3 separate regions of the Mus musculus genome follow, and all the other regions are linked to region 1. A link is a loop called in an ENCODE intact Hi-C map of the cell type or tissue named here. Cell type or tissue: heart. All regions are shown on one strand. Region 1 holds the start of Cdc42ep3 (CDC42 effector protein (Rho GTPase binding) 3). Region 2 has its middle 120 kb from the start of Qpct. Region 3 has its middle 7.0 kb from the start of 4930429F11Rik.

Evidence for each region. Peaks named below come from ENCODE experiments on the same cell type or tissue, not always from the same donor. Only the 100,000 strongest peaks of a DNase experiment are listed, where the experiment ranks them.
Region 2: a loop joins it to region 1, with 2.8 times the contacts of the local background. A loop is called at or near these places in 2 of 42 quality-filtered maps.
Region 3: a loop joins it to region 1, with 3 times the contacts of the local background. A loop is called at or near these places in 3 of 42 quality-filtered maps.

Annotation. Positions count from the first base shown.
Region 1 is chr17:79,351,029-79,359,028 of GRCm38, reverse strand. Cdc42ep3 (CDC42 effector protein (Rho GTPase binding) 3) reads left to right here and starts at 3,938. Exons shown (of 2, transcript NM_026514.3): 1 at 3,938-4,212. It overlaps Gm17315 (predicted gene, 17315), which reads right to left and starts at 4,330. Exons shown (of 2, transcript NR_165822.1): 1 at 4,025-4,330; 2 at 1,009-3,204. In heart, CTCF peaks have their summits at 3,143 and 4,443 (motif pointing left); DNase peaks (open chromatin) are centred at 2,908, 3,148, 3,938, 4,378 and 1 weaker place; H3K4me3 peaks cover 3,529 bases; H3K27ac peaks cover 3,695 bases.
Region 2 is chr17:79,168,260-79,176,259 of GRCm38, reverse strand. No RefSeq gene overlaps it. Among named protein-coding and RNA genes, the nearest start is that of Qpct, 120 kb to the right of the region's middle. In heart, no CTCF peak of the experiment used is centred here; no DNase peak of the experiment used is centred here.
Region 3 is chr17:79,466,876-79,474,875 of GRCm38, reverse strand. No RefSeq gene overlaps it. Among named protein-coding and RNA genes, the nearest start is that of 4930429F11Rik, 7.0 kb to the left of the region's middle. In heart, a CTCF peak has its summit at 3,010; DNase peaks (open chromatin) are centred at 2,075 and 2,425; H3K27ac peaks cover 369 bases.

The sequences.
Region 1 (8,000 bases):
ACAACGCAACCTGAAATGAGGATGGCGTGAGCTACACGTAAAAGGATGATTAAGAGTAGCGAAGGCTATATAAATCTTAGGCAATGCTCTTCATCAGTCACCAATTTCCACTAACCATCAGATCGATTACACCTATGTCTATAGCTGAAGGTCTTATCCATGATTGAATTAGTGCTGGGCCATGGTTAGTAATCTCACACAAATTGTCTTCAAAGTTCCAGGCTGACCTTCTGCCCTGCTTAAACCCGTAAACCAGGCCTGCCGTTTGCATGCTACCATAGTTTCCAATATACCATTTCCTGCTCGGTCGGATTAGGTGAAGCTCAGGCTCTTAACCAAAAGGTGACTTGAGTTTCTTTATTTACAAGGAAATTGCTAGTTAGAAAATTTCTAAGCTATTTGGCAACTAGTGAAGGCAATTCATTCCCACTGGTGACTGTATAGAGTTCCTCTCAGGTGTAGCTAAAGTTTGTGAGCGAGGGGAACACCTAAGCTGCAGCTAGAGCCGCACTTGAAACATTGTAATCAAGCTGGGAGCGTAGCTCAGTGATAGGCTGTGTGCCTAGTATGTGCCCTGGGCTTCATCCCCAGCACCTTCAAACAAAAAGTCTCAACCTTGCAGTTTCTTACTGGCACCGCCCCCCTCAGATCTAACTTGGGGGGGGGGGATAATGGGGAACATATATGCTTCAGTTCAACCCGAATGTGGCATTTTAGGAGGAAAACCCCAGCTGAGCACACACGAGTACATTTCAGCTTTGCCAGAAGAAAAATAGTTATGCATTATACATGGACTACAAAGACGCTTTTTTGTAAGCTTTCCTTTCAAATGTTTGAGTTTTAGAACTTAAAACGTTCCATGTGTTTTGTGTTTCTCCTTCAGTTAGACTAAAGTAAAGGGACTGAAATTTTGGTTTCAGCAGTTGTGCGGTCTATCCCAGGAATGTTTAATATAATATTATCCTGTGCTATAGAGTTTGTAAATAAGGCTCTTAGACTCATGGCTGATTGCTATTAAGGACTTTTTATTCAACAGATATTATTGTTATTATTACGTGCCAGGCCCTGTTTTAGGTACAGAAGCTACAAAGTACTTCATGCCCATCCATCCATGCATCGCAGAAAACAGGCCATAACCAACACTATAAATACATATGATGTCATGTCAGGTCATGAAGAAACTATTCTTCCTGCTTTATTCAGGGAAAGGGAATTTGGGTGGGACTGCTATTTTAGGGGAGGGAAAGTCTCACCCTTGAAGTCTTATTTGAAAAAAAAAAGATCTTAATGAAGGGAGAAAGGAGGCTTTGAAGCTTTGGGGGAAGAAGTGTCCTGGACAGATAGAGGGCAGGGCTCAGCAGGCATAAACTGAAGGGCAGCTTGGAGTCTCATATGGTGGGATGAAGACAAGTGAGAGCAAGTATTGGCAAGGCAGCCATGAACAGAAGCCACGTGACAGTTCTCCCTACTCCATCCTAGGGGAAACCAACACTAGTCTAGCTTCAGTGGGAAGTCAAAGAGATGATAGGGACTCATCCGTAGGCCCTGCGTGCTATAGCTATTAGTCCTAGACTTCCAAGATTCCCACTGATTTTTTCCCAAGGCTAACCCTCTCTGAAATACAGTCTCAGAAGTCTCAGTCGTCACGAAGCGAAGTTTTCCTTTCTGCTTAGCAGGAGAGCCTCCTGAAGTTAACAAAATCTAAACCCACGGAACCAAAAGGCTGCCATGACTAAATCAGGAAATGAACTCATTTGGAAAGAAAATTCGCAACATGAGGGCTTTTTTCCTCACTGAAGGTGTTCAGCACAAATAAAATAACACAGCCTCAGGGAAGCCAGGATGGATCAAGTCAGCACTACCAGAAACCCTTGAAGAGGTAGGTTACACATGCACTGTCTAGGGCTCAATGGTAAAGACTTGTTTAAAACCTCATATAGAAAGAAACCACCTCTACGTGAAACAGAAACAGCTCATAAGAATGAAAACAGAGTTTTGGCATAAAAGTTTTAACTTATAGCCACCTGCCACCCTATGTTTGCACAAACTGTAAAAGAAATTATTTACTTAGACACGTGGAAATGGACTGCATTTAATGGCAGCTAACAATAGAACGAATTTTAAAAATCACACACATGACATATGTGTAAGGAATGCTTTTATGCGTAAAAAAGGAATTTTCATACAGCATTTCATAAATGTATATACATGCATATTTGTACTTTTAAAAATACCATATGTAATGAAAGCTGTGCATAAATATTTATAAAAATACCTTTATCTAACTAGGCCAGTAACATTTAATATTTTTCAATAAATTCATATATAAAATATATACATTAGTGCCAAATGGAACATATATTTTGAAATATGAACCCCAAGTAAAACTCTGAGGAATTCGGAGTGGAACCCAGGTATCTGCCAAAGGCAACTTCGGAGCAGTCGGTCATTCGGAGAAGGGAAACAGTGCCGGGTCCCTTATCTTCACCGACTGTTTTGCTTGTCAAAATTCTGGTATCACTTCTGCGGTTTTGTATTTGACTTCCGACCTCATGGCCGTTTAACCTGCCAACTATTATTTTCTTTGAGGCTTTTAACACTCCACCCAAGTATTTTGCTTTCCCCAACAGTTGTGTCCGCTTCCTTTTTAAATTCATCTTAACGTCGACCGTGGTTTAGGACCTGGGCTTAAAGTGCACCCGGTCTAAGGTTTCAGAGCGATTCAGATTGGGGGCACCCTTGTGATGACCCCGATAGCGCCCAGGGAAGCCAAGGTCTCCAGGAGGGGCTCTGCTTTGTGCCAGGATTTCCAGGCAACCTGAGAGTCCCAGGGTTGGGGCCAGACCTGGAGCGTGCGACTACTCGGGGTTCTAGCTCCTTTTCCAGGTCAACCAAGCCGGCGGGGGACATCAACGCCGGAAAACACCACCTTTTCCTGTCTCCAACCTGGCGGACTAAGGGAGAAGGAAGAGAGGGCGACCAATTAAGACAATTAACATTAATTCTCTGGGTTCCTACAGAGGTCCAGGGACAGAGGGGCGGGTCGTCCTGAGGCCCTGGCTGGGTGACCGACAGGTGCAGGTGTCGCCACGGGCGGAATTTTACGGTCCGGAGCAGCAGCAGCTGCGCCACTTGCGCCGCCTCGCAGAGCGTCCCGGAGAGCCGCCACCCGCTTCCGCAGCTTTAGGTCAATCTCTGACAGACCTGGAGGGGGAGGAGACGTCACCCTCCCGACAGGAAAAACCTGCTGCGTCTGCGTTTCTCTGCGTCCCGCAGGCTCTCAGCCTCCACCCCGCGTCTCCCGCGCGTCAGATCCGCGCTCCAGGTTTTGGCGACAGCTTGCAAGGGGAGCCGGCTGCACGTTGACAGCACGCGACCCTCCTTTTCCCTCCCGAGAGCTACAGCTGCCAGGGGGTCCCCAGGGAGCTGCGGCCGCGCTGCGGCGACCCGGTCAGGTGGCCCTTCTTCCCCGCGCAGGTCCCCTTCCTCCGCTGCGAAGCCCCGCACTGCTAGGTGGGTTAGGTAGGACAGGGAAAGGCGGGGACACGAGGGTGAGCACGAGGGTCCCGGGTGCGGGCGGAGTCCCATTGTTCTCCCGCACCGTACGGACAGCAACGCTCTGGGGTCCCCTCTTTAAAGGGAGCACCCCGCCACTTTTCTTTGTGCCTGAGGGAGCCCCAGCCGGCATTGCCTCTGAGAGAAGCCACCACTGGGAAGGGGTGGAACTGGGAGGTGACAGTGGGTAGCCTTTGTCCTCCAAGAGTCCGCAGCCTCGCCTCCAGTCCTGCGGGTCTGGGGGTGGTGGGGAGGTGGGGGACAGGTACAACGGAGGGACGGTCCAGGTCGGCCCGCACCCTTCTCCCCGCCCTGCCCTGGCCTCACAGCCCCGCCCCGCCCCGCGCCGGCCCCGCCCTGCGTCCTGCGCCCCGCCCTCGGCAGGTTGAGGCCCGGCGTCCGGCAGCCGCGCGCACAGTGTCGCGGGCGCTTCCAACTGCCGCTGGGAGCACAGCAGCGGGACGCTCACCGACAACCCAGTTCCGCAGCGGCTGCCTCCCGGGAGACGCCGCGCGCAGTCCCGGAGCAGATTCTGCGGTGAACCGTTGCCGCCCCTCTGGTTCTGCGCGCACCAGCGAGGACTGTTGCGCCCTCGGGAGGCGACCCGGGCCGACGCCCGGCCCTCCGGGCAGAAGCTAGGAGCCTTAGAGACTGCTGGTGAGTGTGTGACCCAGGCTGTCTCTCCACCTGTAAGACTGTCCGACCCTCAACCTAAGCCCCCTTCCAGCTAGTGCAGATGGTGGCCTTGGAAGACTTAGAGGGTGCGAGGATAATCTACCGCACCGCCTGGTTGAGCTGATGTTTAGAGGATCAAAGGGGACATCATGCTTGACGTCCGGGAGGGGGGATCAGGACGCGGAGCTCTGCCACCTACTTCTTTAGGGTGGGGCTGCAGTCAGCACGGCCCCCTCCAGGCCATTGACAGCCATTCTGGGCGCGTGTTGCGTTTTTCCAGCAGAACAAACCGCACTTGGCTACCGCGGCCCTCTAGTTGTGTGTTTGCACCGATGCGGCGCGGCGCGAGAGTGCACCGCGCAGCTTGGCAGTTTCCGAACTGACAGAGGCAGCACATTGTAGCTGAGGCTCCAACCTGCAGATCTGGCAGTTGGGGGAAAAAAATTTTTTTTTTCTTTCTCGACTGCGGTTTCTGAACAACTGAAGCGTTTACAAGATCTTTACTCCCTCTTCCTCCTCCTTCCCCTCTCCTTCTCCTCCTGCCTCTCCTCCTCCTCTTCCTCCTGCTATTGCTCTTCTTCCTCTTCTTTTCTCTTCCTTCTCACTAAGTATCTTGACACAGCCATGCGAGGACGAATGGATCCGGCCAGTCAGTTTTTTTCTTTATGAATTATTATACTCCACCCCGCTCTCGCCTTTGGGAGGGAAGGCATGTGTTTCATCTTATAAATAGAAAGTAGCATATTTTTTGGCAGGACCTGCTTTATACTGCACCGTCTAGGAGAGGTCAGTTTAAAAATAAATATGCACTTGAATGTTACATTACCGAGCCGGCTGTGGCTGGGACAAGCTGCGAGTACAGCGGCATCAAAGCTGGGCGCACATCTGTGTTGAAAGGAGTTAAAGCCCCAGAGTGCAGCCCCGGCTGACAGTCAAGTAATTACATTTTGTTTAAAAAAAAAAAAGTGAGTGAATTAAAAGGAGGGTGGGAAGAGGAATGTCAGGCAGGGACTGGAGCCTGAATCTTTGCAGCCTTGGTGCGTTTGCGGGGAGTGGGCTGCTGATTGTGTGCAGTGTGTAGTGGGGGCTCTGGGGAGGGAACTGATGGATGTGTTGGGGAGACAAAGATTCCTTCTGCTGCTTCCTCACCCTGGCAGCTTGTAGCCCTCCCAGTATCCTCGAGTTCTGGGAGGGGGTGGAGGAGGGGTGCCGCCTTGAAAATATTAGGAGGGTAGCAGATGTCCCTGCTTTAATAGTAGACCCAGACTTGGGAACTCCCCCTTAACATCACAGGGAGAAATAAGCCTCCCCAGGAAGCAGCCAGGATGCCCCAGGGGCACCCCTAAGTCCATTAAAAGACTCCTGTAATGGTCTGACTTATAAAAGATCTTTCAACTAACAACTGAGCTAGGGAGTACAACTTCTGGACAGTTGTAGATACCTCCACCACTGTGATTTGATGGACAGTTTAGATGTCAGTATACACAAACACCTTTTTCAGAATGAAGGACTCGGCCATAAGGCCGTTATGAAATGTCTAGCGATGTAACGTGTGAGATAAAGGATTAAGATCTATATTCAAGGAATGGTTGACAGTCCATCTGGAAGTGCCTAGGTTTTCCAGGAGGCCTCACCCATGGTTGGAAGACGGGGCTACCAGTCTCGGGGCTCACAGCCCCTGGGCTCTCAGATGATGTTTAGAGGAGAACTTTGGAAGCCTTCTGGGTCTGTGGCAGTTTCTGTTTTCCAGCCGTCTCATCTGCTAGAGATTTGCATTCTGAATTCCATGATTGGAACATGGTGCCGAGGCTGTGGCAGCCCCCTGAAGACATGAAGTAAGATGAGCTCCTTCCCACCCCCCTAATCTGCACCCTGAAAGTCTGCCTCCTATCTTCAGGGCACCTAGAAAGGTGTCGAGAGTAAAGTACCTGGTGTACATTTGCTTTCTTGGTTTTTATTGTGAATTTAAATGGGGTCCAAGATGCATAGAAAGCTGTGACCATGATTGCAGAACGGCTCCCTGGAGCCAGGCGGCCCTATCTGCGCTCCAGTCTTCCCTTTAATGTGGTGTTTTGTTTTATGTCTGACATGTTCACAAAAGCTGCCCTTTTCCACTTATAAACTTCCTGCTATTCAACAGCATTGGGGATAAAATCTCTTTAACCTATATCACCCTAAGGTTTTTAACCAAGCCATAAAACTTTCACAAGTCCTTTGCCCATTTAGACATAGCATTTATCCAATGGGTGGCAATACAGTTCCCAACCTAAAAGCCCTTAGAAAAATTGTGCCAATTTATTACTAGTACTACTACTACTTATTATTATTATTATTATTATTATTATTACCACCATTGTTTCAGTCTGATTTCATAAAGGCTGTCTTTCTAACTAGAATCCCACTGATTTTTTTCATTAAGAACCGAAAAATTGTATTTTTAAATACACTATGCTTCCCAGAGAACAAGTAGCAGATTCAACCAGGCCAATTAAAAAAAATCTCTTAAAAGTGCAGGTCAGAGAATTCTAACGAACATCAAAAGTAATTCTAGCACAAAGCCTGTCCTCAGTGCTAAGCTAAGTACTCTTCTCAGTGCCTTCATTAACCTCTCCATTTCTAAACAATCCTCGGTGCTAAGCTAAGTACTCTTCCAGTGCTTTCGTTAACCTCTCCATTTCTAAACAATCCTCGGTGCTAAGCTAAGTACTCTTCTCAGTGCTTTCGTTAACCTCTCCATTACTAAACAATCCTCAGTGCTAGGCTAAGTACTCTTCTCAGTGCCTTCGTTAACCTCTTCATTACTAAACAATCATTCTATGAAAGGTGTGCTAGTGCCTACATTTTACAGGTGTAATAACAGAAGACAGACCAGTGATGTAGGTTGCCCAAAGTTATACATTAAAGAACATACCTAACTGTGGGTGTGTCCTAGTGCCCAAATCTATATGGGAGTCTGTGCCTTTTTGGATTAAAGGATTGGGAAAGCCTGACATTATTAGCTTGGGGTAAGAGCACCCAGGTGCATTGCCTGGCTCTATCGTGTAGCACGTGTGTGATGCTAGACAAGTGATTTGACTTGTGTGATTGTCTCATTTAATATCCATAGCCAGTCTTTGAGATAGATGGTATGGTACTTCTTTTCCAGACAAGAACTTAGACTCTCGAGTTCTGTACCTTGGTCAGGTTTATACAGCTAAGTAAGTAGCAGGGCACAGTTTGAACTCAGGTATGTCTGACCTAGTTCTGGATACCACACCTCCATTGTCTGGGTGGAGGGTTACGGGAGCTATGAAATATGATTACTCTTATGGCTTTTGGCCTCTGGAAAGGAACCCATCCTGTATTATCTCACCATATCACCACCCAAAGGAAGGTGACAGTAATTGTCAGCCTTAGGGAAGACAGCTTGAATTACTTAATTGTTAAGGGCGGTTGGTTCAGTCTTGTGTATGGTGACCTTGTTCTTCTATAGCAGAGCTAGCGTGAAGCTGCTAGAGTTGGCCTGAGCACTTTATAGCATAAACAAAGAGATTCACTGGGTGCAGATGTGGAACTCTGAAAAGAGAAAGCCATGGCCCGGCTGGCGACAAGGCACTCAGGTATCCTGGAATGAACACAGCCCCTGTGTAGGCGTGTCCTTGGATCAGTCAGGGGTAATAGGGATGAATAACCACGTTTGGTATGTCATCGCATGCCCTCCTGGCTGCCCCTGACACCCAGTGGATACTCAGTGCCTGTGGGGTAGTGATACTGCCCTGATAATTCCAGGG
Region 2 (8,000 bases), 180 kb after region 1:
GAGTGGGTTCAAAAGTGCAGGTAGGTTATTTTAATATTTGTTAAAAAAGAAAAGAAAAACACTTGAGCCAAGGAAAAGACATATCAAAGTAACTCTAATAATCAAATTCTCTTCTTGAAAATTCTTAATTTCTCAACACTGAGTTGAAATAGCTTTTTTTTTCCTAGTTCATCAGTCATCAGATTGTATGTGACTAGGAAGAGTAACAGAAAAATATTGTTTTACTTTGCCTAAAAATAGAATTTTATAAGGTCTAGTATATGATATAGTGTTAGGTAGTAGATGTAAATTTTTTCTACAAACTGCTTTTTTTCAATGAGGCAATGTATATGAGAAAAAAAATGTATTGCCAGGCTTGATCCAGCAATAACAAGGTGGAGGCAGGAGGATCAATAGTTCTACTTCATTCTCAGCTACATAGAATATCCAAGGTCAGCCTGGGGTACAGGAGAACGTGTAGAATGATAAAGAGGGAGAAGAGAGAGAAAGGGAAGAGACAAAGAGGGGAGGGAAGGAAAGGAATTATTTCCAAACATGGGCTTCAACACTACATAGGACATAATTCAGGAAAGAAAGGAAATAAATTATGTTACATGTACAACATCCTGCCTTGTGCCTGGATACTAAATAAGGTACAAGGAAGTGAAATCCAAGCAGATCACATGATCTCTGGGAATTGAAGAGACAATGTACTATTTAGAGGAACTGAGGCAACTTCAACATTCAAGGCAAAGCACCAGAAAGAGAAGAGAAATTTATATTGGAAACAAACTCCAGAAATCCACATAGGGGTTCCCTGGAGTCGTTGGCAGAATTTCCACTTCTGCATCTGTGTGGTTAAGGAGCTGCGAACCAGGCAGAAAAGAGCTGTACATGAAAAAAAATGACCAAGATGCTGTGGGCTGAATAATTTCTGTGAGGCATGCAGATTCTAACCAGCAATGCTAAAGACACTGTACTGAACAAGCAGAGCATTCAGAAGGCACCCCAGAAGTATTAGGGCTAAGCTATGCCACAATGAGGCTACTGTGGCCCGCATCAAAACCAAGCCTCAAGGAAAACAAGTCAATCTACACATGACTTCACTGTTTGACAAAATTCAACTAGAAGAAAATTCCAAAAATTGACTTAACAATGGGATACTCCTTTGCTGTGTGTATCTTATCCAAAAAGAAAGTAATCAATTAAAGAAATCGGATAGTAAAAGAGGACCTAGAGCCAAGGGAAAGCCGGTCAACAGAAATATACACATAAACTATGAAGATGATGGTTCACAAGTACTTTGACAGTCATATTACACAAATCCAAGGACTTAAAGAAAACACAATCAGTAGAAATGGAGACATTGGAGACATCAAACAGACATAGCAACAACACGTAAGAGAACTTGAGTCTTTTCAAATTTTAATGAAAATGGAAAAAACTTACAGATCTAAAAACAACACTCACATGAAGTATAAGTATAAAGAAAATATTAGGGCACATCATAGGAAAATTGCTCAGATCTAGAAATGGAATGATTCGGGAGGGGCATGTACAATACAGAAGGACAAAGTAAAGAGTGACATCACAGCAGAGACACAGTGACATCCCAGCAGCGACACAGTGACATCACAGCAGAGACACAGTGACATCACAGCAGAGACACAGTGACATCACAGCAGAGACACAGTGACATCACAGCAGAGGCACAGTGACATCACAGCAGAGACACAGTGACATCACAGCAGAGACACAGTGGCATCACAGCAGAGACTCAGTGACATCACAGCAGAGACACAGTGACATCACAGCAGAGACACAGTGACATCACAGCAGAGACACAGTGGCATCACAGCAGAGACTCAGTGACATCACAGCAGAGACACAGTGACATCACAGCAGAGACACAGTGACATCACAGCAGAGACACAGTGGCATCACAGCAGAGACTCAGTGACATCACAGCAGAGACACAGTGACATCACAGCAGAGACACAGTGGCATCACAGCAGAGACTCAGTGACACTGACACAACAGCAGACACAGGTGACATCCTAAAGTGCTACAGGAAAGGAAAGAAAACATGAACATCCATATGCACCAAAACTTTTTAAAAATAGAAGCAGGGAGCATGGGGGAGGGAATAGGGAGTTTAACTAGGAAGGGGAATAACATTTGAAATGTAAATAAATAAAATAGGCAAGAAAAATAAAACAACTAAAAAAAATAAAATCTAAATAAAAAATTTTTAGACAAACAAAAGTTGAGAGAATCTACAATGATCAACCTTTACTGCAACAAAGGGAAGTTTTTCAGCCCTAAAGATCTACAATCTCATAGATCATCAGATCTACAGAAGTAATAAGGAAGTCCAAGAATGGTAAGGATGTGAACCTGTACAGAGGAGATTTCTTTAAAACATAGGCGTGGTGGCTGCAGAGATGGCTCAGCCGTTTAAGAGTGCATGTGGCTTTTTCTCAAAGTTTAGTTCCTAGAACACACAGCAGGTGTCTCATAACTGCCTTCTACTACAACTCCAATAGAACCAACTTTCTCTTTTGACCTCCACAGGCACCTACACTCACATGCACAGATACAGACAAACACACAAACACACACACACACACACACACACACATATGCATAATCTTAAAATATTTTTTAAAATATGTGTTTTAAGGCAAAAGTGGTAACAATGCATTATGATATTAACATTACAGTACCACAAAAGTTAAATGGAGAAGATGGAAGTAATTTTAATTTTCTTGTATTTTATATATAAAGTAGTAACATTATTTGATGATAAACTACAATGATGGGAGTGCAATAAATGCTATCACGACCACCAATAAAACGCCCTGTGAGCCACTGTCCTTAAGAAACACATCCCAACAGTCAGAAGGCAGAGGCAAGAAAATCTCTGTGGGTTTGATGCTAGCCTGTTCTACATAGTCAGCTCCAAGACAGTCAGGGCTACATATTGAGAGAGAGAGAGAAAGAAAGAAAAAGAGAGAGAGAGAGAGAGAGACAGACAGACAGACAGACAGACAGGCAGGGAGGGAGGGAGGGAGGTCAAACAAAGATCTAAACATTAACAATGAAAAGGTAGAAATATGTACTTCTCAAATGCCTGATCTACGAAAGCTATTGACTGTCTTGGCATGCAGGAAGGATAACAGAACAATACCTTAAGCGATGCAATGCCACATTTGATGCAGACCCTAAAATCAACAGAAACAGGAAGTGGACTGTCACCATCCTTTATAATAAATGGAGATCTGCTCCAGTCTGGTCTCACTGCTCTGTGGAGAACTCAATACCCCTCTACCCTGAAGACATCGTTCCTGTGCATTCGCCCCCTGTTATCCTAGACAAGTAACATTTGCATTCATCTTCACAAGACAGCCTGGATCCTTCCCAGGACTGGTAAAGTTAGGCTCACGAGTAAAATACATTTCTCTTGTTCTGGAACCTAGTCTCTTTTGGGGGCTACTGGGAAAAAATATTTTACTAAAAGATTATGGGTAAACAGTGACCTGGGCGGGAGATATATCTGAAACATGGGTTTCTTTCTTTCTCTCTCAGTAGAGAGTTGTGATATCCCTGTAAGAGGTGGCTCTAGACCAGGAACTAGCCCAAACAGACTCGGAAAAATAATTCCAGTGAAAACACATCAATCTTTTTGCATCGGCATGTTGATGGAGCAGGCTGAGCTCCAGAGGGGCCTACTCACTGGTAGGAATAAGTCCTTCCATGGCAGAAAATGGGCAAACTGCCTTTCCCCTGATCAAACTCCATCCAAAAAACACAACCACAAGGGACACAAACACACACACACACACACACACACACACACACACACACACACACACACACACACACACACATCTTTCTAGTTCCCTAGTCAGGAAAGGAGTGCACATGAAGAAGTAAGAGTGTGCCTGTGTTTACTTTACAGTGGGTGTTTATTTTCCAGTTTCCATAGGAAATAATTGAGCTAGTATTATCTTCCAAAAGTAAATACTTTTACACAAACCTCCCTGAAACTAATCCCCGGGCCAGGATTCCTGCTTCAGCCTCCTAGTGTGCTCATACTCACAAATTCTCACGTCTGTTGTGGTCCACAGCGTAAGAGTATTAACAGAGAGACATAGCCTGGCTTCTTCCTGCCCCCCTCCCTGCCCCCCTGTCCCCCCTGCCCCCTCTGCCCCCCACGATTTCCTGAAAGTTCGCTCGATGTATGTAATGCCCGGTGACATTCTGCCAGGTCCTACTGCTTGACAGGAGAGATAAAAATCAAATGGGAAGCCAGAAACAGGAGGAGATTTGACCTTCTCGGTTTCCCTTGACCCTGGTCACTCTATTTAAAGCTTAACTGGATCTTTTCTGGAAAGTACATTAAGTCGGGAGGGGGCTGTTTTGTGATGTATTTCGGGGGGCTGTGAGATTTGTGGTTCTGGGGATTTCAGTAGTATTTTCCCTAGTGGTGTTCATTGGGTTTTCTTCCTGGCCCCAATAAGATTTTCCTTCAGCAAAAACACCACCTTTTAACATCACCTCCCTACTCCTGGAAGTGCCAGATATTTCAAGTGTGAACGTAATAGTCACTATAAGTTTTTGGTTTTGTTTTTCAACACAAAGGCCTTTGCTTTCTAAGCACTATCCTTTCTGGCAATGTAGCAAGCTCCTGATATTTTTTTTGAGGGGACAGGTCTAGAAACTTCTCTCATCTCCAAATCTCCAACCCAGGGATGTTTATGTAGGCCTCTGACTTAGCGCCAAGAGGCCTGGACTTCCCTTGTCTGCCATCACTTTGACCACACTTTCACCTGGATAAATGCATAAAAAGAGAGAGAAAAAAAATGTGGCCAGCTACAGACTCATACTTGTAAAAGGATTAAATTATCCAAGGTAGGATGAAAGTGGACCTGCAAGGGATTCCACTTCCTGTTCTTCAAAGGAAGTTAATCATGTGCTCATTAAAGGTCAAGGAGGTAAAATCGTGAAGCCGGTTAGAGGAAAGTTAGCAAGAGTTGCTTCCATTAGGTAAAGCACACATTCTGATTTTTCTCAGTGAGTTTACTAGAGATGAATTCTGAAGCCATGATAAATCTACAGAATGATGCAAAGAAGCAGGGCTATTCATCAAGAATCGATTACCTATTTGCCACTGGTCACATTGCTAGCCCCACTTAAAGGTGAAGAGAGACTTGAGATAGTTGAGTTGCTTGGACTGGATCCCAACTGAGTAAATGACAGAACCAGGATATTTGGCCCTGCTCAGTTTAAAGGCCACGTGCTTTCCATATTGTTCAGACACCGGGTTTAGATTCTTACCACAGTGTCATGAACTACAGTTACAAGAAAATGAAACCACTGTTTACTATCTGTCATGGCTAGATTTTAAATCAAGCCTGAGGATATAAAACGCATGACCTATGAGTCTTAAATAAAATCCCACTTGAATTAAAACAAAACAGTGGAAAAATGCCTGAGTACTAATATTTGAAACATCCCCAGAATGTGAGCTTGCAGCTTGATTTTCTTGATGGAATGTCCCTGTGCAGAGATGGACGGAGGTCTGTGCTTATCAGAACGCCCAGTTTCTCTACAGTGGAATTCAGGATTCTAAAAGCCACCATGTACTCTCTCTTTCTAGTCACCAACCATAGTCTTTCTGATATAATTGTCCCTATACAGAGTTTATAAACCTTCTTCCCAACAGTTCGGCAGATCCAGCCTGGGATGAGTTTTTAAATGGAAAAACAAATGTGTTTCTATCTCTTCAGGATGAGTTGTGTAAGGCAAAGAGAACAACTTTGGCTGTGCCTTTCCTGGTCTCATGATGTTCTTACTGTGAACGCTTTCCCGAAGAGTCATTTGCCAAGGCCAAGCTCTGGGTAGGTACCTTTTGCTCTTCGGTACAATGACCAGCTCCTGTCTCATGCCAAGCACTAGCACTTAATCCACAACACACCTGGCACAGCCTCAGGCACAGTGCCTGGCATGCAATGGCCCGTCCATAAAAATTTGTCCAACTAATCAGTAAATAAAATCTGCCTAAAACAATGAAACAAATACATCTCTTCCTGACTCCTCACGCTAAGCCTGGCTTTTCTTTGTCCAGAGTCTCCTGCTACTACTGCCTGACACCTCCCAACCTAAGAGCCAAATGTAGTCTCAGTTTTCCATTTTTTACGTGACAGATGCATGGTATCTGTCTACCCCACAGGCCATAATAAGATCAAATTGGTGAAAAGGCCAGAAACTGACACACTATCATACTGTCACAGTAGATGCCCTTGAAAATGGGAGAGAGAGAATGTATCGGAATTCCATTCTTGCTCACAAGCCAATCACATGGGGAGCTTTAAAAAATTAACTTTCCGGCTGGGCGTGGTGGCGCACACCTTTAATCCCAGCACTCGGGAGGCGGAGGCAGGTGGATTTCTGAGTTCGAGGCCAGACTGGTCTACAAAGTGAGTTCCAGGACAGCCAGGGCTACACAGAGAAACCCTGTCTCGAAAAAACCAAAAAAAAAAAAAATTAACTTTCCAGCTCACTCACGTTAAATCGGAATTTCTAGGGCATAGAAGGGAGCGTGTTGTTTAAATATCTCCCTAGTAATTTGAAAATATAGCAAAGGCTAAATAGTATGTATGCAGCTGGGACAGGCCAGAAATGAGGCCCACTGACCCAGACAAGCAAGAGGATGAACTTGGCTCTCCTCATAGAAGAATATGAGAAACAGAAAGCCCACTCTGGAAAAGCAGCTGATGCATTGCATCTGTGATGCCCTTCCGAACTCTGTAGTCCTTGATGCTATGTAGGCTCCACTTTTCCTTCTCTTCTTCCACAAAGAATCCTCCAGAAGGTTGGGTCTCCTTATTGGTGAGGTAATGGGAACTTGCCCCAGGTGCCCTAAACTTCTAAAACAGATCACACTACTCACCCAATATCCCAGCTCCCAGCTCCATAAGATTATGCTGCCTCCACCCTCCTATCCTGTCCTTAAAGCTGGAGATTGCAAGCAGTAAGTCTTACAAAGCATGATGGATGAGTACTAAAGACACACTGAGAACAGAGTAACCAGAGATCCAAACATCAGAACTGCTCCATCCTCCATGTGGTCAGAGTCGTTAGACACAAAACAAAACAACATGTCTCTTAGACCTAACACAGGATAAAAAATATAGTCAAACACAAGCATACATTCAAGTTCATATTGCAAAAAGGAAGGTAAGACCCTGACCTCTTTTTGCTTTCTATAGCTGTGATGAAACACTCCGACCAAAAGCAACTTATAAGGAATATTTAGTTGACTTATACAGCCAAGTCACAGTCAACCTTTGAGGGATGTCAGAGCAGGAACTCAAGCAGAAATCAGAAAGGGACAGTCTTTGCTGGCTCACTCAACCAGCTTCCTTATAATAGCACAGCTCCACCTGCCTGGGAAATGGTACCCTCTCCCCGCAATAGTGGACTGGGCTCTTCTGTATCGATTATCAATCAAGATAATCCCTCACGGATGTGCCCACAAAACAATCTGATAATGACAATTACTCAATTAACCCCGCCCCCCTTTTCAGATAATTCTAGGCTGTGTCAGGTTGACAAATGATAACTAGGACTGAACCTCAGGTCACAGCCTAATTGCTATGCACTGAACGTTTATGTTCCTCTACAGTTCACGTGCTGAAAACCAAACAGTGTGTTAGAGTTGTAGATGAGGCATCTGAAAAAGTTAAGAAGATTAAATAAGAGCTTAAGAATGGGGCTTGTACAGTTACAAGCAGTGGTCTACAAGCTCCCCTTCCCAGCCACTACCCTAGCCTTGCTAGGACAGATGGAGAAGGCAGCCATCTACAAAACTGGAAGGAGGCCCTCACAGAAGCAAAGTTGCATGAGTTTAATGTGACACTACTAGCATCCAGAGTTGGGGGAGGGTTAACAGAGAGCTATTGCTTCAGTCACCAGTCCAGGGCATTTTGTTATAAACAACCCAAGAAGATTCACAT
Region 3 (8,000 bases), 120 kb before region 1:
GCGTCTTGTTTAGTCCTCCAGTTCTATTACGAAACACCATGACCAGGGTAACTTATAAAAGAAAGGAGTTTAGTTTGGCTGACATTGCCAAGGGCATAAGGGCTGTCATGGCGGGGAGGCATTGCAGCAAGTGGCAGGCGTGACGACACGAGCAGGAGCTGAATGAGCACATCTTTTACTGTAAACTCAAAACAGACAGAGCAACCTTGAAGTAGGCTAAGCCTATAGATTCCCAAAATCCATCTCCAGTGATACTCTTTCTCCATGAAGACCACCGCACAGCTCTGGTACTGGAAGGAATACCAGCCTATCAGGGAGAAAGCATGGCATGCTGGGAAGGAAAGTCGGGGGTACTAAAACCTAGCTCCAGCACTGATGCGTTCCAGGCATCCAGTATTCAGGCAGGTTAATTAAAGTTCTGAGGCACATCCCAGTGTATAGCATGCTTCTAAAAGTACCTTCGAAGGAATCTGTATACACTGTTGGCGGGTCTGTAAATCAGTCCAGCCACTGTGAAGAGCACTATCAAGGTTCCTCAAAATACTAAAATAGGCCAAGCATATGGTCAAGCTGTACCAATCCTGAGTATACATCCAAAGGAATCAACGTCACCATGCACGAGATGCCTTTACACCCTCATTATTGACAATAGCCAAGTTACAGAGCAGCCTCAGTGCCCATCAATAGATGGTGGATGAGGAAGTGTGCAGTATATACACAGTGGATACTACTAACTCAAAAAGAATGAAATCATTGTAGGACAATGGGTGGAATTGGAGATTATCATATTAAGCAAATTTAGTCAAGACTCTGAAAGACATGCTTACTTTCAAACATGGAGTGTAGGGGGACAGGGTCGCGGGGAGGAGAGAGGTCACATGAGGCTAAAACTGTCCAAAAGAGAATGGGAAGGGAACCAGGGGAGGAGAAAAAGAGGGGGAAAGATTGAGGAGGTTTGGATGTGAGCAAAGTATGCCCTATGCATATCTGAAACAGCACAATGCGTTGGAGAGCCCTGCTGCTAAGGTCGCAGTCCACCCTGTCTAGGGTTCCCATTGATGGGTGCAGGATGAAGGAATCCCTCTCTCAGTGGGGTTTGCCCGACCTTGTTTGGAGCACAGGTGCCTGAACTCATTTGGAAGATGACCCTGCACAGGGCTTCTTGCCTGGTAATTAGGTACTGTGTTATGACCAAACAGCCCTTTCTACTCACTATAAAAGCTCTTATCTACCCTGTCTCTGAAATGATAAGGTAGAGCTATCTCACTGAAGCTGACTCCCAGAAGTTCTTCTGTCATACGCACTGTACACAAACCCTGCTGTCCACTTCTGCTCCCTCCGCTCTCATGGGTCGGTGGCCAGTGACCCTGGAGGAAAAGGGAGACCCAGAACAACGTAGCCTGTTATTCTGCTTGACTATATATGCTAACAATAGATTGAATTAAGCATTTCAATGTAGTATATATGATATATGATGCCATTATTTCTATTTAAAATATGAGGAAGTTAAGAGGCACTCATGCCACTGGCGGTGTATCAACTGCTCTGAGCTTAGAATTCTATCATTTCTAAAATAATAACAACTCTCCAGGGCCTCTCCCCTAGATGAGGTGTCTGTAAATTTCTTGTGTTACCTTGCTGAATCTCTAATGCTTTATAGCCTCATGGAAGGGAGCTATCTCCATCCCTGTTTACAGCTGAGAGAAACCAAGGCCTTGACAGATTGGGAGACAGCCTGAATGAAACCCGTGTTCTTGTTCACTTGACTCTATGAGTTCCCATTAATTAGTCTTGCAGGATTGCAGGATGACTTCCGGCCCTACATCCCTTACTGGGTGATGTGGAAGTAGCTATGCAAACATTTGGGGGAGGTCTAACATGCACATTTAACATCAACAGGAAGAAAAATTGTCCCCACTCTTGAAGACAACAGACCATGCAAGAATCCCTGCTCAGATGACTGCAGAGACAGCTGTGGAAGCTGTGAGGAGAGGCTGTTGCAGTCCTAGAAGCCTTCCTGAAAGAGGCGAGTTTCACCCCAGCTTGTCACAGTAATGTCAACACAGAACACGAGCCAAAGCCCTGGCTTCCAGGACCGCAACCCTGTCCAGGGGAACATGGGCAGGTGTCCAGACATGGATGGAGAAAACTCTGCTAGGAGTAAACAGGATGGGAAAATGCTCTTAACATCATAGAAATGAGGGGCAGGACCACCCATCTCATCCTCATGAGATCCCACACAGTACACAGTAGAGCCCACACCATCCTCATCCAGCTTATCTGAGTTCTCTTAGAGACCGCAGTTCTCAGTGCCCAGGGGAGTGACAATGCACTCTCTCCTCTTGGCGCAGACTCTTGCCCAGCATGTGGGCCTGTTCCATGCACTTTTATGTCTCTGTTTACTTTGTGTGTTTCCTGAGTGCCCCATGCCTTTAAAGGAAATGCCCCAGCCTCAGCCTGTCATTATGGTTCTACACTGGTCCAGCTCCTGGGATGGGTGAGCCTGGGTTTTTAATTTTCTGTGACAGGAGATAATTGTCACTTGACTTCCCACCCCTGAAAATAAACCCGGGTGGTACTTCCCGGCTGGAAATCCACAGAAGTGGGCTGGTGCCAGGAGAAGCTTAAGCCACGATCTGGAGCAGTTTGTCTCCATGTACCTTACCCTTTCGTTTTTTGTGGACTTCAAAACATGCAATTACCGTTTTCTTTACAAGTCCAGGATGGTAAAGTGAAAAAAGTTCAAACAGATTTTTGGATAATGCATGCAATAACTCCTGGAGCGGGGCTCCATGAAATTTGACTCTGGGGGTACAAACCCTCTGTTCTGGACTAATCTTTTTTTTTTTTTTTTGCAGCTGCAGTCAAGTTCAAGGGCGTCATGCCCTGCCCACCAGGGTTATCCTCCACTGTCTCTTTTTTTCTCTTTTAAATATGATATCTCCTGTAAGAAATAATCTGGGCAAAGCCTCACCAATCAAAAAGCATTTAGATGACAAATCAGAACATGGCTTCTTTTCAGACAATAGATGTCACCCTTTTCATCCTAAATCAAGGCAGCTAAAGCCGAACTTCCATCTTTTGACATAGGTGTCTTGGACACTATTCATAGACTTGTCTCATCATAGCTGACATAAGTGGAAAGAATTGTGAAGCCAGAGCTGGTCATAGAAACTTAGATGCCACCAAGTTATCTGGAAGTTTTACATTGTAACTGTGGCTTAGAACAAAGAGGCAAAGAACTTTAGAGCGGTAAAGAGGAATAAATCCACAGAAATACTGTTCCTTGATGCTTCTGAGACATAAAGGCCACTCCTATGCCTTAGATGATATCTGGACTCAAATTTTAATATTTATAAGCTTAGATATATTATCTTCTTTATTTCATATCTATACAGTGGGACAGATAGCAAACCTGTCTCACTGAGCTGTTAGGAAGTTTAAAATAGACAGTGTCAGGGTGGTATATTCTTCCTTTTGAGCCCATGGCAAAATTGCATTTTTTAACTTAGCTTGTTGTCCTGTTGCTTCCTGACCAAAAACGACTTGGGAGGAATGGGTATATTTAGTTTGCACTTCTAGGTCACAAATCATCACAGAGGGAAGTCAGGGCAGAAACTCAAGTCAGGAAGCCAGAGGCAGAACCATGGAGGAACACTGCTTTCTGGCTTACACTCTGGCTCACTTACAGGCTCATACTCAGCTCACTTTCTTAGACATCCCAGTCCCATCTGCCTAGGGAACACGCTGACAAAGGTAGACTGGATCCTCCTATAGCAATTGTCAATCCAAACAATATCTTATACATGCTGTTCTTATATGGCTAGTCTGTCGATTGAGGCTCCCTCGGATGACTCTATACTGTGCTAAGTTGATAGTTGAGAATGACAACTAGGACAGTTATTCTACGTCTTGATGTTGGGATCTTAGCCTTGGGGTATGCTTGAACAGCAGAAATAATTTATGTTGCTCTATCACAATAGTCACTGTCAACTTTACAGGATCTAGGACACACATCTATAAAGGGTTGGACATATCTATAAAGGATTACCTTGATGTGGTTTTACTAGTTTATTAAAAGTTATATTCTTCACATTTTCTTGATTGCATTCCCTTATTTGATTGTCCCAACCACTCCATGAGATTAGTAATACTGACTCATTCAGTTCAGGAGCAGAAGCAGTAAATATTACAAGACAAGACAGCAAACTAGATGAGTTCTAGAGCTTTGTTTTCAACCTTAAATAGGGAAGTCTCTGGTGGCTCTTGTAATTCAATTCCAAATCTTCACAACTCCCCCTAAGGGGGCAGAGGTTGTGACCAGCCAGCCCCCCCACTCTGAAGCTGGGTGAGTTTGAACTAGATACGGGTGTAAAAAGGTTTGTTGACAAGGAACATGAATCATCTGAAGAGAAATTCCATCTGTGCTGTGAACATGTGGTTGATAAATAGCATGATAGTAAACGGTGTGTCTACCTGGAAATCCTGCAGGCCTTATCAGATACTTAGAGACCAGTGCCCATCTCCTCTTTGGTCAAGAAGTCTCCAAGAGGAGGCTTAGGTCTCCACACCAGTCAGCCAATACCAGGCTAAAACTTTCTAAATACATTGTTAGAGCAGTCTCATATCTTATTGCATGGTGAAGTGATTCTTTCTCAGAAAAAGTCGCAATTTAAAAGAGATTTGACACAAAGGACAGGATGCACATACCACATTTTATCGCTATTCATCTATTGATAGATTCCTAAAATGATTCCTATTTTGGCTATTATAATAGTTCTGAATGAACAGTGGGCTATAATATATCTCCTACATCCTGATTTTTCCCCTCTTGGATACTTACTCTGTGATAGGATTGCTACATCACACAGTTGTTAGTTTTTTGTGAAGCCTGCCTACAGGGCATTATGCTAAATTAAACATGCCAGGCACAGAAAGACAAACACAGAGTGTTCTCTGTCATTTATAGAAGTTTTTAAATGATTTCATGAATGTAGAAAGAATCATTACTAGAGGCCAGGAGATGGAAGGGAGGGTGTGGTAGGGGGAAACTGGTTACTAGGTACAAAACTACAATTAGATGGGATAAATATGTTCCAGTGTTCTGTAACACAATGGAATGACTATGGTTAATAAGAATTCACAATGCTTTTCAAAATATGTTTGGATATTTTTATCAGAAGAAACTGATAAACATCTGAGATCAGGACTGGTTAATTACCCTGATGTGATTATATTGTATACTTGTATCAAACCTCATTGTACCGTATAAATATGCACAATCATATGTTGATTAAAATACTTTTTAAAGGTATTACATTTTTAGAGTCTAGTCATTAAGAGTGCATACAAAGAGCTACTGAGAGTGCCAGTGTTTTGGACTGGAGAGGACATGAAAGACTGGAGAAATTTTATGAATTCGCCCATTTCCTTGATAACTTTGGCTTTGAAGTTTGGCCAGCTGACACCAAGCTGGAGAACTAGGCATACAGAATCTTATTAGTTATCTACCCATTATCCATCCATCCATCCATCCATCCATCCATCCATCCATCCATCCTTCCATCCATCCATCCATCCATCCATCCATCTATTCTCTGATATTGTTTGCTCTCTGTTATAGTTTGAAAATGAAATGCCCTTCTTCAAGCTCATGTATTTGAACACTTGGCCTCAGTTGGTGTTGGTTTAGCTGTAGAACCTTCAGGAAATGGACCTAGCTAGAGGACAGGGGTCACTTGAGGAGATGGGTTTTAAGGGTTATAGCATCCTCACTTCCTGGCCCTAGCTTGCTGCTTCTAGGTCTACTGCGATATGAGAATTCCAGCCTTGCTCTTTCCCAGCCAATCCTTCCCTGCCATGACTGACTGAACTCTCTCAGACTGAACCCACATTAATGCTTCCTTCTTTAAGTCACTTCTGCTGGGTATTTGGTCATAGCAATGAGAAAAGGTAATATATACAAATGCCATGTATACAAAGTGAGGCTATGCCCCATGAAGGAAGTACAGAGTTCCCTGCCCTAGGGATGCTTCAGTCTGTCACAAAGAAGTACTTTAAGGAGGCTACACAGTGAATACCTGTCACTAAACACTTATGATCCAGAAGTGGGTGAACTGGGCTGAAAGATGACCACAGTCTTTAGGGCAGGTCCTTTCACAGTCCCTATTTTGTTACTGACTGTGCCATTACCCTGAGGTACTATGAAGGAGGAATACTAACACAAATACTGTGTTTCTTTGGCTTTTGGCCTTTTCATATATAGCTCCGGGTCTTGGAAACTGTGACCAGAGGCTTTCTCAGTACCCTGAGGTTACTGTGAATAAATTTAGGAACACATAGGAATTAATTTCTTGCAGAACTGGGTGAAGGAGCTTCACTTCCCAGACATTGGGCTTCAGCACCTTTCTCCTCTTTGTTGACTGCTATGCTCTGTGTGTTTAGCACAGGGACAGAAAGTGGCCTTATCCTCAACACTCAGTAGGACTTCTGCAGTCTCTGGTTTACCCATTCCAGGTAAATGGTGGTACTGAAAACGGAGAAAAGACTGGAGCCCCTTCCCTCAGTGCTTTTCCACACTCAACTCTATCTGTACAGATTCTTTTTCTATCTAAAGCAAGGGTCCTGGGTGCATCCATTCCTGAAAGTGTTGCCTACAGCTGCGATATTGCTCTCTCCTCAGTGGATCATCTTCACCCAGTGACTGCAGTTTATCATCCAGACTGGGGAACTTTGCAGAATCCAGATGCAAACTGATCAGGACTAAAGAACCACAGGCATATGCCAGGCCAGTCCCCAAGCCCCTGGGACCCATGGCTATTCTCCTTCCTGATCAGAGCCCATCCCACTAGCCCTACTACGTGCTCTGGAGGCACACCCCATTGATGTGGTGCCAGATTTATATTTATTTGCCAAAGGTGCATTAGAAAAACTATGGCTACAATTCCATTTGCCTATTTTAAATGTAGAAAAAAATGTATCTAGGGATAATGCCCCCTCAAAGTCACTGGTGTAAGGACTTAAACTTTCACCAAGTTGCCTTAACAAACCATGGAAGTCAGAGGGCCCAGTGAGAGATATATTTGTCAAGAACCTGGCTGATCTCATTTTGTGGTCAGAATAAGAAAATCCGTTCAGTTTAGAATGATTTGGTTTCATTTGCACTGCTTTGCTGCTGTCCAGCAAAGGGACTCTTTATTCCTAAGGGTAAACGAACCTCCCTAGACTTTAGAAGACCATTTGCAGACAATTGAGTTTGGGCTGGCATTGCATCTTTCCTTGTGCAACTGGGTTTTCTCTGAAAAGATGGTTCACTAAGACACGTCCAACACTTATTGGCTTCACGGTGCTTCCCTCTTCCAGGAAGACACAGTCACAAGTGTGAGTTGACTAATCAGGTCCTATGCATCTATGTCTGCCCTGATAGTGGCTTCTTTTGCAGAGGTCCCGTGCTAGGAGACATTCAACGGCTGCTCTAGCATCCATTTTGATCAGAGATCTATCACCCCAATGTCACAAGCAGGTCAAGGCTTTTTTACATCCTCCATTAAATGCCATACATGACTCTTAGATGATTTAATGGTTTGAATTTATGCTTCATCTACTTTATAAAAACCCACTTTCTCTGTGAGATTCTGTGTGATGGGAGGAAAGGATGCTTAGATAAACCAAATGCTTTATTTAATCTGATTCTACTTTAACCCCATGGGGAGGTGAACAGGCTGGGACCTAGAAGCTAAGATGCCATTGTGCTGGGACAAGGCTGAGTTACTTGTCATGCAGTGAATGACACCAGTTGGCAGAGGAGCAGGGGCTGCAATGCCTACTCTTTTTGTTTGTGGGCTTCACCCTTGAAGAAGGGACAATCCTCAGGACAGGGTCCTAGTAGCAGTGTATGATCTTCCTGGTAGCTGCAAAGAACACATCAAACACTCTAAACATTTGGTTCTTCACTACCCTTGTCAGAAAGAAATTGAGTCTGGTGCCAGTCTTCGAATCTT